Regions from separate parts of the Homo sapiens genome. Here all the other regions are linked to region 2. Evidence: chromatin contacts called from ENCODE Hi-C or POLR2A ChIA-PET data. All regions are on one chromosome and are shown on one strand. The core of a region is the stretch at or near the end of the contact, and the rest is flanking DNA. Distances in the headings are between cores, read along the strand shown. Region 1 holds the start of SLC36A4 (solute carrier family 36 member 4). Region 2 holds the start of SRSF8 (serine and arginine rich splicing factor 8). Region 3 overlaps MAML2 (mastermind like transcriptional coactivator 2). Region 4 holds the start of CEP295 (centrosomal protein 295).

Region 1 (2,700 bases), core at 122-2,621, 1.9 Mb before region 2:
CAGCCTCCCAAAGTGCTGGGATTACAGGCGTGAGCCACCGCGCCAGGCCGATATGTACATTTTTAAGGCTAAATATATTATCCCTTTCCTGCCAGCAATGCATGAGAATACCCATTTCTCCATATCCTCACTAAGACAGGTTATTAATGAATGAAACCTGAGTTCACATTTGGGTTCTGCCATTAATAAGCTTAAAATTACTGTATCTATAAAATGGAAATCATGATAGCACCTATCTCAGTTGCTGTGAGGATTAAAGACAATGCATAGGTAAAGCACTTAGCACAGTGTTTGCACACAGTAAGCACGCAATAAAATGTTAAGTTTATTGTTTCTACCATTATTACGGCCTGAAAACAATTCCATTGCAAAGTGCCCTGCAGGCTATTAGAGGAATAACAACAACCTATCAGTTACTTATAATACGGTATTTTTTAAAGTTCAACGGTTTTCTTGAAGATTCCATTTAGATTTAATTTTTTAATTACATTTAATCAGCATCGAATGAAAAATACTCCCAAGTACAGTACGTATAACTGGGAGAGCGATCATTTTACCACCCTGATCCTTACTTTTTTATTTTGGACAGCGGGAAACCGTAAACAAACACGCCCTGTCGCCAAGAAACAAGATGGGAGGAAAGCAGCAAAAAACAAACAAACTTTGCCAAGTGAGCAAGCTACAGGTATCTCCTGTTCATTCTGGTCAGCACGACCTGTTCGAAACTCTGGGATAACAAGGAGTAAAATGAGGATTCATCTGGAGATTCCGAATGGGGCTGCAGCATTTGAAAAGCAGAACAATGATAACTTCCTTAAAGCATCATTGGGAAAAAAACCGTGAGTCACGGCGCAGGCTCTTGCGTCTTTGACGTGTACCCACAGGGCCCCGCCCCACTCAACACACACACTCACCCACACGCGCGCGCGCAAACACACACACACATATTTTAACGCCCTATTCAGGCCTGGGCTTCGTCTGACCAAGTTCTCGGGGTCAGATAACCGGTTCCTTTGCGGATGCTGACCACGGGGTCAGTTAGCAATCGGGCCTCAACTCAGGCCAAGCGCGGGGCCCCTGGAGGTGTGGGCGCACCCGACTCCCGCACAGACCCCCGCCCACGTCAGCCCCGGCTCCCTGCCCACGCACAACACCGACCTAGCTCCTCGCGCCTCGCCGCCCCGGCAGCCGCCGGCGTCGCCGCCGCTTCCATCTCTCGCGGGTCTCCAGGACGCCGCCGCCCGAGTGCTCACTCTCCCGCCGCTGCGTGGCCGGCGTCAGGCCCAGGCCTACCTCCCCTGCCCGGAGGGACCCGCGCCTGGTGCCCGCCTCCCTGCCCCGGCGCTCCCCAACCGCGCGGCGAGGAGCATGCGCAGTGGGACAGCCCGGCTCGGCGGGCACCGCCGGCGAGGGGCGGGAGGGGCCGAAGACCCGAGGACTGCTGCGAGGCCGGGTTGGGTAACCCGAGAGGAGGGTTGGGTAACCTGAGATCAGCGAGGGTGGGACCTTAGAGCTAGCCGAGACCCGGGCCCATAGCTCCCTGGGGGTTTTAAAGATGACGGCGAACTTAAATTTGGGGCGCCTGTCCGTATGCAAGGCGTTAGCGTTCTGTAAGTCACCTTGGAGAATGCGAAGAAGGACGGGATTTGTCCCCTACCCATGCTGAGGTTCTGACTACTCTGGTTATTCGTCTCCCTGTTTCTATAGTTAGAGTTACAGGAGACACTTAAATAGAATTTAATTAAGTCATATACAATTTCACTTTCAGGATATTTCAATGTCCTTCCAGATATTTGACGTTGACCGTGGTGCTGAAAGAAAATTAAGGTAAAGACTAAGTGTACTGATGTAGTTTCAAGTACTCCTAAGCACCATACATACATTATCTTTAATTCTGACTACAATTTGTGAGATAATTCTAATATTTACATTAACGCTAAAGATGAAGGGATTAAGGCACGGAGGTAAGTAACGTGTCTGGGGACAGGAAGCTTGTACATGGCAGAAGTAGAATCCTTCTGCCTTCAGAGCTGGAGCTCTCGAAAAATATGCAAAGCTGGCCTCCCAGATGGGTACCAATGAATATTCGATGAATCAATGGATGAAGCAAGCTTTTGGTTTAAAAGGAAAATATTTATTTTAATTTTAAAATCGCTTTCTTTTTTTTTTCACTTCATAGTTCTTGGAAGTCAGTACACCAGACAATCCTTTTTATTTGTGTCCGTTTCATTCAGTGGGGTTGCTTTAGGAAAGGGTTTTTTTGGGGGGGAGTGGGTCTGATTAACAGTCACTGATGTAACTATATGGCAATGGTGTTAAATATTTAAAATTCTGAGATTAAAAAGGTACGCAGTTACATACTATCTACATCTTTCCTCCTGTTGCATCCTCTGTAGGCTTTCACTAGATAACTAGTGATAATGACAGTTTGCCAACCCCCTTTCTTTTCCTTTAAGTGAACCCAATTTGTTCACATACATACACATGCAAATCCCAAAAGAAGGTTTTATTTGAAGTGTTCCTGACAAATAAAGGGGTAAAGGAGATTTTTTTTAAAAAAGAAGAAGAAGAAGAAATCTATTCTGGAACATAGCTAGAGCAATGTTCCCTAACCTGTGTTGGGGTGGATCACCTGGTTAAAGATCAGCAGGAGAGAAGATAGGCATCAGACAGAAATTATAGGACCAAGGTAATTTTCCA
Region 2 (2,926 bases), core at 427-2,926:
TCTGAGGATTTTCAAGTCCATATATAAAATGGCTTGGTATGAGCATGTAACCTATACGTATTTTCCAACATACTTTAAGTCATCTCTAGATTACTTACATTATGATGAAAATGCTATGTAAATAATTGTTTACTGTATTATGTTCTATTTATTTTTATTGTTTTTTTTTTCTGAATAATTTCTACCCACAGTTGGCTGAATTCACTGATGCTGAAGCCAGAGGTTACAGTGGGCTGCCTGTATTCTGTGACAAGGGATCCATTCATACCTAAGAGGACACATGAGCTCCAGTATACATGTCCAAGCATGTTCTGAGCAACACTGTAAGAGGCCAAAAGTGGAAACAACCCAAGTGCCCATCAACAGCACAAACATTTATACCATTGAATGCCTTACGGCAAGGTAACAGGATCAAGTACAGCTACATGGAACACATAGATGAGGGAAATAAAACACAAAATACATTAAAATATAAAAAGCACAATTCTATGTATATAAGGTTACATAACATTTTCAAAATCAGCAACGTTTTAATTAATTTAATTAATTTAGAATTCTCCTGCAGAGGAGTTTTCTCTCTTTTCTCCAATGTGTTAATTTATTTAATCATTTATTTACAACAGCACAGATTAATATTTATTTTATATTTTGGAATATGATATAGTAGTATTTTAGTTTGTTCCTTAAATTGTTCAAGATTTGGCCATTGGGAGCTGTTTTATTGGTTTTTGTACCCCTCTAAAATTACCCCATCAATGCTTTTGTTTGTTTTCTATTTATCACATCCTTATTTTCCAGCACTCCAAGATGCTCTAGGCCCTTTCTGTATATTTCCTTTCCAGATTTAGAAACTGTATTTCTTCATCAGTATTGCTAGATTGTTTTTTTCTTTAAAAGTGTTAGATTTCAGTTTTATTAATCATCTTTTTAAAAAAACATATTGTCCCTTTTATTTGTAATTCTATTTTTATTTTAATGTTTTATTTTTTGTTTTGGTTTTGTTTTACTAATTGCTTGACTTCAACATAAAAAAAGTTTTAGAAATGTGGTTATTAATTTTCAAGTAAATATGATTGGATTCAGGTTTTTTATTTTTAACCTTCAATATTATTTCACTGAGGTCCAGATGTGCTGAATTTATTGACCTATTAAATTTTAATTGACATTTATTTTGTAGTCTTGTATTGGGAAATTCTTCTGTTTTCTATATATTTTTGGTTGTTGCAGGTTATATGATCAAAATTGTTGTTTGTTGTGCAAATTATTATAGCATTACTAGTTTTGTTCTCTGCACTATTGATTTCTGAGAAAACGGTGTTACGGGGAAAAAACAAACTTCCATCATGAGTGCAGATTTTTCAGTTTTACCTTATAACTCTCAGTCTTGGCTATGTGTCACTGTTATGTGTTTAGGTGCGTTAAGTTCATCACTGTAATGTTTTCCTAGTGAATTTTCTTTTCAATAACTATGAAATGTGCTCCTTTGATCCTATCAATACACTGGATATTAATATTGTTGCCCTAGGTTTCTTTTGTTTAATATTTGTCTGGATTGCCTGTTCCCATAAATTGACCTTTAATCAGTTAGCTTTGTTCTTAAGATTGGTTTAAAACGTAGAATAATAGGGAGGAGCATGGGAGGGTGGGACGTCTAATGTAAATCCAGCCCAGTGATTACATTAGCTGGGCGCTGATTAGGTTAGGATGTTGCCCAGGTACAAGGCCAGGATCTTCGGGGCCTGGCTTCATTTGGAGTTCAGCTACCAAAAGGAAACCTTCCTCTGGGTCCTGGAGTATTTGGCCTGAAATTGGGAACTCGGAAGTTGCTGCTCCAGGGCGCTCCCTGCGGAGCTCCGCCGCCCGCCTCTCCGCCCGGCCTTTCCCGGCGTCCCCACGCGGGGCGCAACCGCGAGAAAGAAACGCAGGTCGCACCGTCAGCGCCCAGAGCAGCGCCAGTTTCCGGGCCCGGGCTGCTCTCGGAGCCATGAGCTGCGGCCGCCCCCCTCCCGACGTGGACGGCATGATCACCCTCAAGGTGGACAACCTGACCTACCGCACCTCTCCCGACAGCTTGAGGCGCGTGTTCGAGAAGTACGGGCGCGTGGGCGACGTGTACATCCCGCGGGAGCCCCACACCAAGGCGCCCCGGGGCTTCGCTTTCGTCCGCTTTCACGACCGGCGCGACGCCCAAGACGCCGAGGCCGCCATGGACGGGGCGGAGCTGGACGGACGCGAGCTGCGGGTGCAGGTGGCGCGCTATGGCCGCCGGGACCTGCCCCGCAGCCGCCAGGGAGAGCCACGCGGCAGGTCCAGAGGCGGCGGCTACGGACGGCGGAGCCGCAGCTACGGGCGGCGGAGCCGCAGCCCCAGGCGGCGACACCGCAGCCGATCCCGGGGTCCCAGCTGCTCCAGGTCCCGCAGCCGATCTCGCTATAGGGGTTCTCGCTATAGCCGGTCTCCCTACAGCCGATCTCCTTACAGCCGGTCGCGCTACAGCCGCTCTCCCTACAGCAGATCTCGCTACAGGGAATCTCGCTACGGCGGATCTCACTACAGCTCATCTGGTTACAGTAACTCTCGCTACAGCCGATATCACAGCAGCCGGTCTCACTCGAAGTCTGGGTCCTCCACTAGCTCTCGCTCTGCATCAACCTCCAAATCGAGCTCTGCGCGACGATCCAAGTCCTCCTCGGTCTCCAGGTCTCGCTCGCGGTCCAGGTCTTCATCTATGACCAGGAGTCCTCCCCGGGTATCCAAGAGGAAATCCAAGTCAAGGTCGCGATCCAAGAGGCCCCCCAAGTCTCCTGAAGAGGAAGGACAGATGTCCTCTTAAGAAAATGATGCATCAGGAAGCAACGTGATGGAGGACTTGGGGGAAAAGGATCACATACTCAGTCTATGGAAGCAACGTCCCTGGAAGAAGAGG
Region 3 (3,017 bases), core at 12-2,511, 1.2 Mb after region 2:
TCCCAAACTTACACTATTTTTTTCACACCAAATCAACTTGGCCTGTGAATTTTTTCTTTCCTTGAGGCTGAGTCAAGATGAACTAGCATTTGCGGGTGGAGTGGTTACTTGAGAGCACACCATTCGTTACAAGGGGTCTTTATATGTAAAGCAGAAACATTTTTGTTTTGCTTTTCAGTTGGAGTGAGCACGAGGAATTGATTCTTTTTTTTCTCCAAAGTTAAAAGAGCAAACCCAGAGACTACCAAAATGTTAGGTTTGTTTATCATTTCCAAGTTGAAATAAAGCGTAATGTGAATACTCAGCACTCTATCTTTCCCTGATTAAAGTGATCCTGCCCTTTGAATTGCTACACAGGATACTGTTCTGTACAGCTCACTCACACGGCTGTAATAAGTCACAACAGTTTGGCACCTCGCCCAACAAAATACAAACTCTCCTGAAGTCTTGAGCTTTCCCATGGCAACATCACAGTCACCAACACAGCAAACAATCACTCCAATCCCTGCTCCCGCTTTCCTTTTCTAACAGCAAAGGATATCATTGCAGCCAGCCTCTTAGAACTGTGCTCATTATCATCTATGAAAGGAGATAGCAACGGAGATCAAGTTGCCTTCAGTGCTGAGCTTAAAGTCAGACCAAAAGCAGGATAAGTACAGGAGCATAGGGAAGTTTTACTTATGCTTTTACTGTAAAGGAAGAGTGAGAGGCTGTATGAAAAGTATATTCCTTAAATATATCCCTTAAAGTATATTCCTTAATGTGCCTTGCTGCCCTGATTACCCAGTGGCTCTGGCTCACTCACAATCTTCATACAAAACTCCCATTCACATCTAGCCCAGGCACTCTCGACAGCAGCTGGGGAGGGGGAAATGCCATCTTAAAGCTGCAACTCCGACACATTCCTGAAACTGCAAAATTGGAACGGCTTTCAAACCTCAGCTGCTTTCTCCAAGGGAATGATCATTCTGCTCATATGGGAAGGCTGCCTAGCAGTAAGAGCAGGGTGGCAGCTCCGTACAGCAGATTAAAGCAGCACCACTTCCTTTATGACCGCTTCTTTTCAGATTCAAATAACATCCTTAGGGGTGCCAGTCTCTTCTCATAAAAAGTGTCTGGGCTCCCACAAATCCCCTAAAATGATAATCTCTTCGTGTGTATTAATTTTATTTTCATTTGATGGCCCATGAGAGTTCAGGAACAGAACTAATAGTGAACCCAAGGGAATGAATGGCCTATGACTCATGGGTGGATATCATTTTATAGGGGAAAGGAAGAGGAGGGTGGAAGAGAGTCCTGGCTTCATGTGGTTTTGAATGCTGATTGTTCTACTCTGGAATTATGGTAAAGCCCTGCGCATGCTCATGGAAGATTCTGGCTTCTTTACAATTCTAGACTCAGGCCTTACACAGTGTTATAGTTTACATTTGGGATCACCCGACCTCAGAAATCAAAATTTCAGAGGGAGTTTCATTTCAGCATAGCTAAAATTTGGGGGGCAGTGGTGGTGGGGCATTAGTCCATGTAATAAAGAATATAAAATACTAATGACAAAGTATGGAAGTAATTATACCAAGATATTTCAATGCTATCCTAAACCACAAGGAGGAAAAAAAAATCCAGTGATTTACTAAACAATAGTAGAATTCTGAAATATAACTGAAGCATCTCTAACATACATATGGGTGACTGCTGTGTCATTCAAGACTCTGTGTATTTAAGTACTAACCCTCAAAATCCATTTTAGTGACAATTTACATAATTACAGTATTACTGGAAATTCTGACATCAACTTTTCACTTACTGCATACCTGATTATGTTTTATTCTTTATTATCCAATCATTTCCCATACCCAAAATCTAATTATGTTGCAATTTTTATCAGTAAGAAACCTACTTTAGACATAAAATATTAAGCTAAATAAACAAATGGTACTTTGCATCAGAGTTGCTCTAACATCTCAGAATACACTTCCCAAAAATTACATCCATGGCTACTTCCTACTTCTTTATGTTTCAGCTTAAATTTAAAGAAACTTGTGCTTTATAAAAAATGACTAGCTATAATAATGTATATTTTTTAGTTTGTTTGCTTGTTTCTTATATGTCTTCCTATTAGAATGTAAAGACCTTGAAGCTGGGGACCATGTAGCTAACCTCATGTCTTACACACAATGGATACTGAGCAAATATTTATTGAATGAATGAATGCTTCATTTATCTATACACAGTGAACCATACATGTGCTATATACTTTCTGCTCTGTGTACTCTTGTCCAAATGTAAAAATGCTGCAGCATAAACAAATAATTCATGGCATAAAATACAATACAATAAAATGAAAATAACTCATTAGTTAAGTTCAGCAAAACAGAGAAGTAAAAGATAGAGAAAGGAAGAAAACTAAGTGCCCTTGCTGGTGTTAGCTGGCAATGTCTTTTGTCTTGAAAGTTCTGGGTGAATGTTTTTGGGTTTTTGGAGAGAATGTACTCCCACTGAAATGAGTAATCCATTGTGTCTAGCATCATACTGGGATTTGGAATGCCATTGTGTTTTAGTATGAAGTGCTTGACAATGCATTCACACCCAGAGGTCAGTTTCAAAACTGCCCTTTAGTTTAACCCTATAGTTGTGATTTAGTAGAAGGATTCGAATAACTGCATAATTTGTTTACCACACATTATTCTGCTCACAATTATGAGTAATTCATTCTTACCTACAGCCATGGAATCTGTACAGAGAACTTCATTCAACCCAGTAGCAGGATTGCTAAGATCATCATGGATGACGATGATGAAGATAGTATCTAACACTGAGCACAGTAACTACCTGCTCACTCTCCCTTAATCTTGCCACCATCCCTGTTAGGCAGGTTTTGCTACATCACCATTTCATAGATGGTGGAATTAAAGCCTTAGAATTAAATAATTTCCCTCAATTTGCTCAGTTAATAAATGGTAGAGCTTGGATTCTAGTGCCCAAGGTATTGACTACTGTGATATTCCACCTCCCAAAGG
Region 4 (2,700 bases), core at 107-2,606, 1.4 Mb before region 2:
TTTGTGTCCTAAGTTTCTGAAATGCATCCCTTTGTCTAGATATCTCATAAACAGCTCAAATTCAAAATATTCAAAGCTTAACTTATTACTTCTCCCTCCTGGTTCTCTTCATGTGTGTTCCAGGAGGATGTTATCACTATCTACCCAGGTGCTAGGTATCTGGGACTTGGGCATCACCCTTGTTTTCTCCTCTTGTGCCTCCCATAACCAGGTAACCACCAATTCCTGATGTTTGGCTTCCTATTCAATCTACTCACCTCTCTCCATTCTCATTGCTATTATCTTTCACTTTCTGTAGTAGTATACGGCCTTCTGTCTTCACTCTCTCTGACCTTTTCCCCACTGTGCAGCCAGATCTGATCGTGTCAGCAACTTCCCATCCCCACCCCCCATTTTTAATCCTTTGATTCCTGATGTTTAACCCCCATGACCCAGACTGCAAAATCTAGTATAGGCATCATAATCCATCCAGAGTAACATAATGTACTCGGCACATAACAGATACTCAATAGGTATTAACCTGTGCTCACCGCCTGATTATTGGTTATTTACAGCAGATAAATCCGTGAGGTGCTCTCCGTGCGCTGTACCTCTGGAGGCACAGGGTAACATACGGCTCATTGTTGTTATGAGCTGGAGGCCTTAAATGAAAGCTATAAGACGTTAACTGCGCATAATAGTACCAATGAATTCCGTAGTCAGTACAGAAAAGGATGCATATCCCAAGATATCTTCATGATGGGGCCTTAAAACAAAAGTCACCCTCATGGCTCTGCACTTTTTTTTTTTTTTTTTAGACAGGCTTTGGCTCTGTCGCCCAGGCTGGAGTGCAGTACTGGCGGGATCTCGGCTCACTGCAACCTCCACCTCCTGGGTTCAAGCGATTCTCCTGCCTCAGCCTCCCGAGTAGCTGGGATTACAGGCGCCCACCACCACGCACGGCTAATTTTTGCTGTTGTCGTATTTTTTGTAAAGATGAGGTTTCACCATGTTTTTAAAAGGACTTGGTCTTGAACTCATAACCAAAAATACATAACCTCGAACTCTTGGGCTCAAGTGATCCTCCCGCCTTGGCCTCCCAAAGTGCTGGGATTACAGGCGCGAGCCACCGAGCGCGGCCCATACGGGAAAACGTCAAAGCCTGACAGGTGTGACAAATAATGGGCCCCTAGGCAGGCTGGGGCTGGCGCGTGCCTGTGCGCGTGCGCGGGGCGCGGGGTTTTTAACACCGCGCAGCCTTCCCGGCGGCCCCCGAGGAAGGCGGGACAGGGCCTATTCCCGCGGTTTGGTCCGGCCATTGGCGGGCGGTTTGAATGACGGAAGTGACGGCGGCTCGGCGATGGCTCTCCCGCAGGCGCAGAAACGGCTGCTGGGCAGCTGATGGGCAGGAGCTTACCAGGCTGGCTTGCTCTGAGCTGCGGTTACTGTGTCCAGGCCCCGGGTTCTCAGGTGAGTCAGGGATGCACTGGCTTCCCAGTCGCCCCGTAGGAGCATGACTCCCCGAGGCCCAAGAGCTGGGATTGTATTCCGGAGGAATGGGATCCCAGGAAGGCGCCTTGTTGCGAACGCAGGTACGGCTCGCGTTTCTCAGGCTCCGCAGGCCGTGGGCCCTGCCCGCGGTCGGGCTGGCGGCTGTAAGGAGTGTCCGGACCAGACCCGGTAACTCAGTGCGAGAGGCTTTGCGCGCTCTCCTGGGGTCGGGTCGCGCGAGCTTCCCACGCAGCCTCCCCTGTCGCGGAGCTTCCGTGTCGGGGGAGGGGCGCTTCCCCCAGATCACCCGCGGACATGGCCTGCCACCTGGTAGCTGTTAAAAGAGCCTTGCCTGGATCGTTTCATGCAAAGAGCACGCTCTCTTTTGGTGTCTGCCACCTTAATCTCACAGTTATTCAATCCTGTCACAAACTCAACTTTTAAAACAATGGTGAACTTTTGAGTCCTTAATACTTAGAGTGTATTTGAAGACTTCACGCTAAGTCACATAGACGTCAGAACAAACCTTTTGGGGTAGATATTATTATTCCCTTTATACAGTTTAAGAAAACGAAACCAAAGTGACTTCAGTGACTTGGCCAGTATCTTCCTGCTAATAAGTGGCAGTGTTGGGTCTTGAACCCAGATCTTCCAAGTTTAGTGTTAATTTTGTGATTACTATGTACCAGGAGCCATTTAATCCTCAGGACGAAATCTTGCAAGATAAGTAGTATAATCTTCAATATTGGATAGTAATAAAATGTAGAATTTAAAAATCCATATTACTAAGAATAAATAATTAATAAACAAGTAAATGGGGCAGCAGGGAAAACTTCCTTACAGCAGGATTCCGATTGATAATTGTAGAAGGAATAATGGAAATAGAAAATACTATTTGGTAAACACCACAGTAGTTGTTTCAGACAACAGTCATCAATGGATACTAACGTCAATGGGCAAAAGTATGATGAAAAGCATATTTCTGTAGCCTCTACTCTGTCTTCATGAGATATTTATAAAGGAAAAGTAGTAACTACAGAGGAGAAACCTGGTGGACATCATCTTAACCAAGTGACCAAAATTCAGCATCATTTACCTCTTGATAACAATGCACTGAAAAGGTGCCTAATCAATTCTGTGGTGTTCTTGCCAAAAATACATAACCTCAGTTTAATCACATAAGATTAGACAAATCTAAATGGAGGGACATTCAACAAAGTACTTGGCCAG

Evidence for each region. A loop is a pair of places that touch in the nucleus more often than their neighbours do. ChIA-PET counts read pairs that join two places held with the same protein, here RNA polymerase II (POLR2A). Pooled maps may share reads with other maps.
Region 1: a loop to region 2 is called in a map of B cell, with 15 times the contacts of the local background. The contact joins the promoter of SLC36A4 here to the promoter of SRSF8 in region 2. A Hi-C loop is called at or near these places in 5 of 168 maps with a recorded cell type or tissue (B cell, CD4-positive, alpha-beta memory T cell, CD8-positive, alpha-beta T cell and 1 more) and 9 of 50 pooled maps.
Region 3: a loop to region 2 is called in a pooled map, with 2.3 times the contacts of the local background. The contact joins the enhancer-like site here to the promoter of SRSF8 in region 2. A Hi-C loop is called at or near these places in 1 of 50 pooled maps. POLR2A ChIA-PET finds 5 or more read pairs at or near these places in 2 of 52 experiments (PC-3 and PC-9).
Region 4: a loop to region 2 is called in a pooled map, with 6 times the contacts of the local background. The contact joins the promoter of CEP295 here to the promoter of SRSF8 in region 2. A Hi-C loop is called at or near these places in 2 of 37 single-sample maps with no recorded cell type and 12 of 50 pooled maps. POLR2A ChIA-PET finds 5 or more read pairs at or near these places in 2 of 52 experiments (CD8-positive, alpha-beta memory T cell and Panc1).

What each region holds. Positions count from the first base shown.
Region 1 is chr11:93,196,620-93,199,319 of GRCh38, forward strand. It overlaps SLC36A4 (solute carrier family 36 member 4), which reads right to left and starts at 1,372. Exons shown (of 11, transcript NM_152313.4): 1 at 1,159-1,372. The coding sequence starts at 1,213. RefSeq lists a silencer at 1,134-1,513.
Region 2 is chr11:95,065,243-95,068,168 of GRCh38, forward strand. SRSF8 (serine and arginine rich splicing factor 8) reads left to right here and starts at 1,677. Exons shown (of 1, transcript NM_032102.4): 1 at 1,677-2,926. The coding sequence starts at 1,985. The coding sequence ends at 2,833. RefSeq lists enhancers at 1,501-2,258, 1,983-2,172, 2,753-2,862 and a silencer at 1,653-1,732.
Region 3 is chr11:96,306,675-96,309,691 of GRCh38, forward strand. The region is part of intron 1 of MAML2 (mastermind like transcriptional coactivator 2); the gene reads right to left. Among named protein-coding and RNA genes, the nearest start is that of MIR1260B, 33 kb to the right of the region's middle. Within about 2 kb of position 1,262, at least 31 of the 41 ENCODE cell types and tissues checked have a DNase peak (open chromatin) inside an H3K27ac peak, as active enhancers do; they include PC-3 and PC-9, where a contact is called at or near this core.
Region 4 is chr11:93,660,326-93,663,025 of GRCh38, forward strand. It overlaps CEP295 (centrosomal protein 295), which reads left to right and starts at 1,357. Exons shown (of 30, transcript NM_033395.2): 1 at 1,357-1,449. RefSeq lists a silencer at 1,121-1,190 and an enhancer at 1,351-1,480.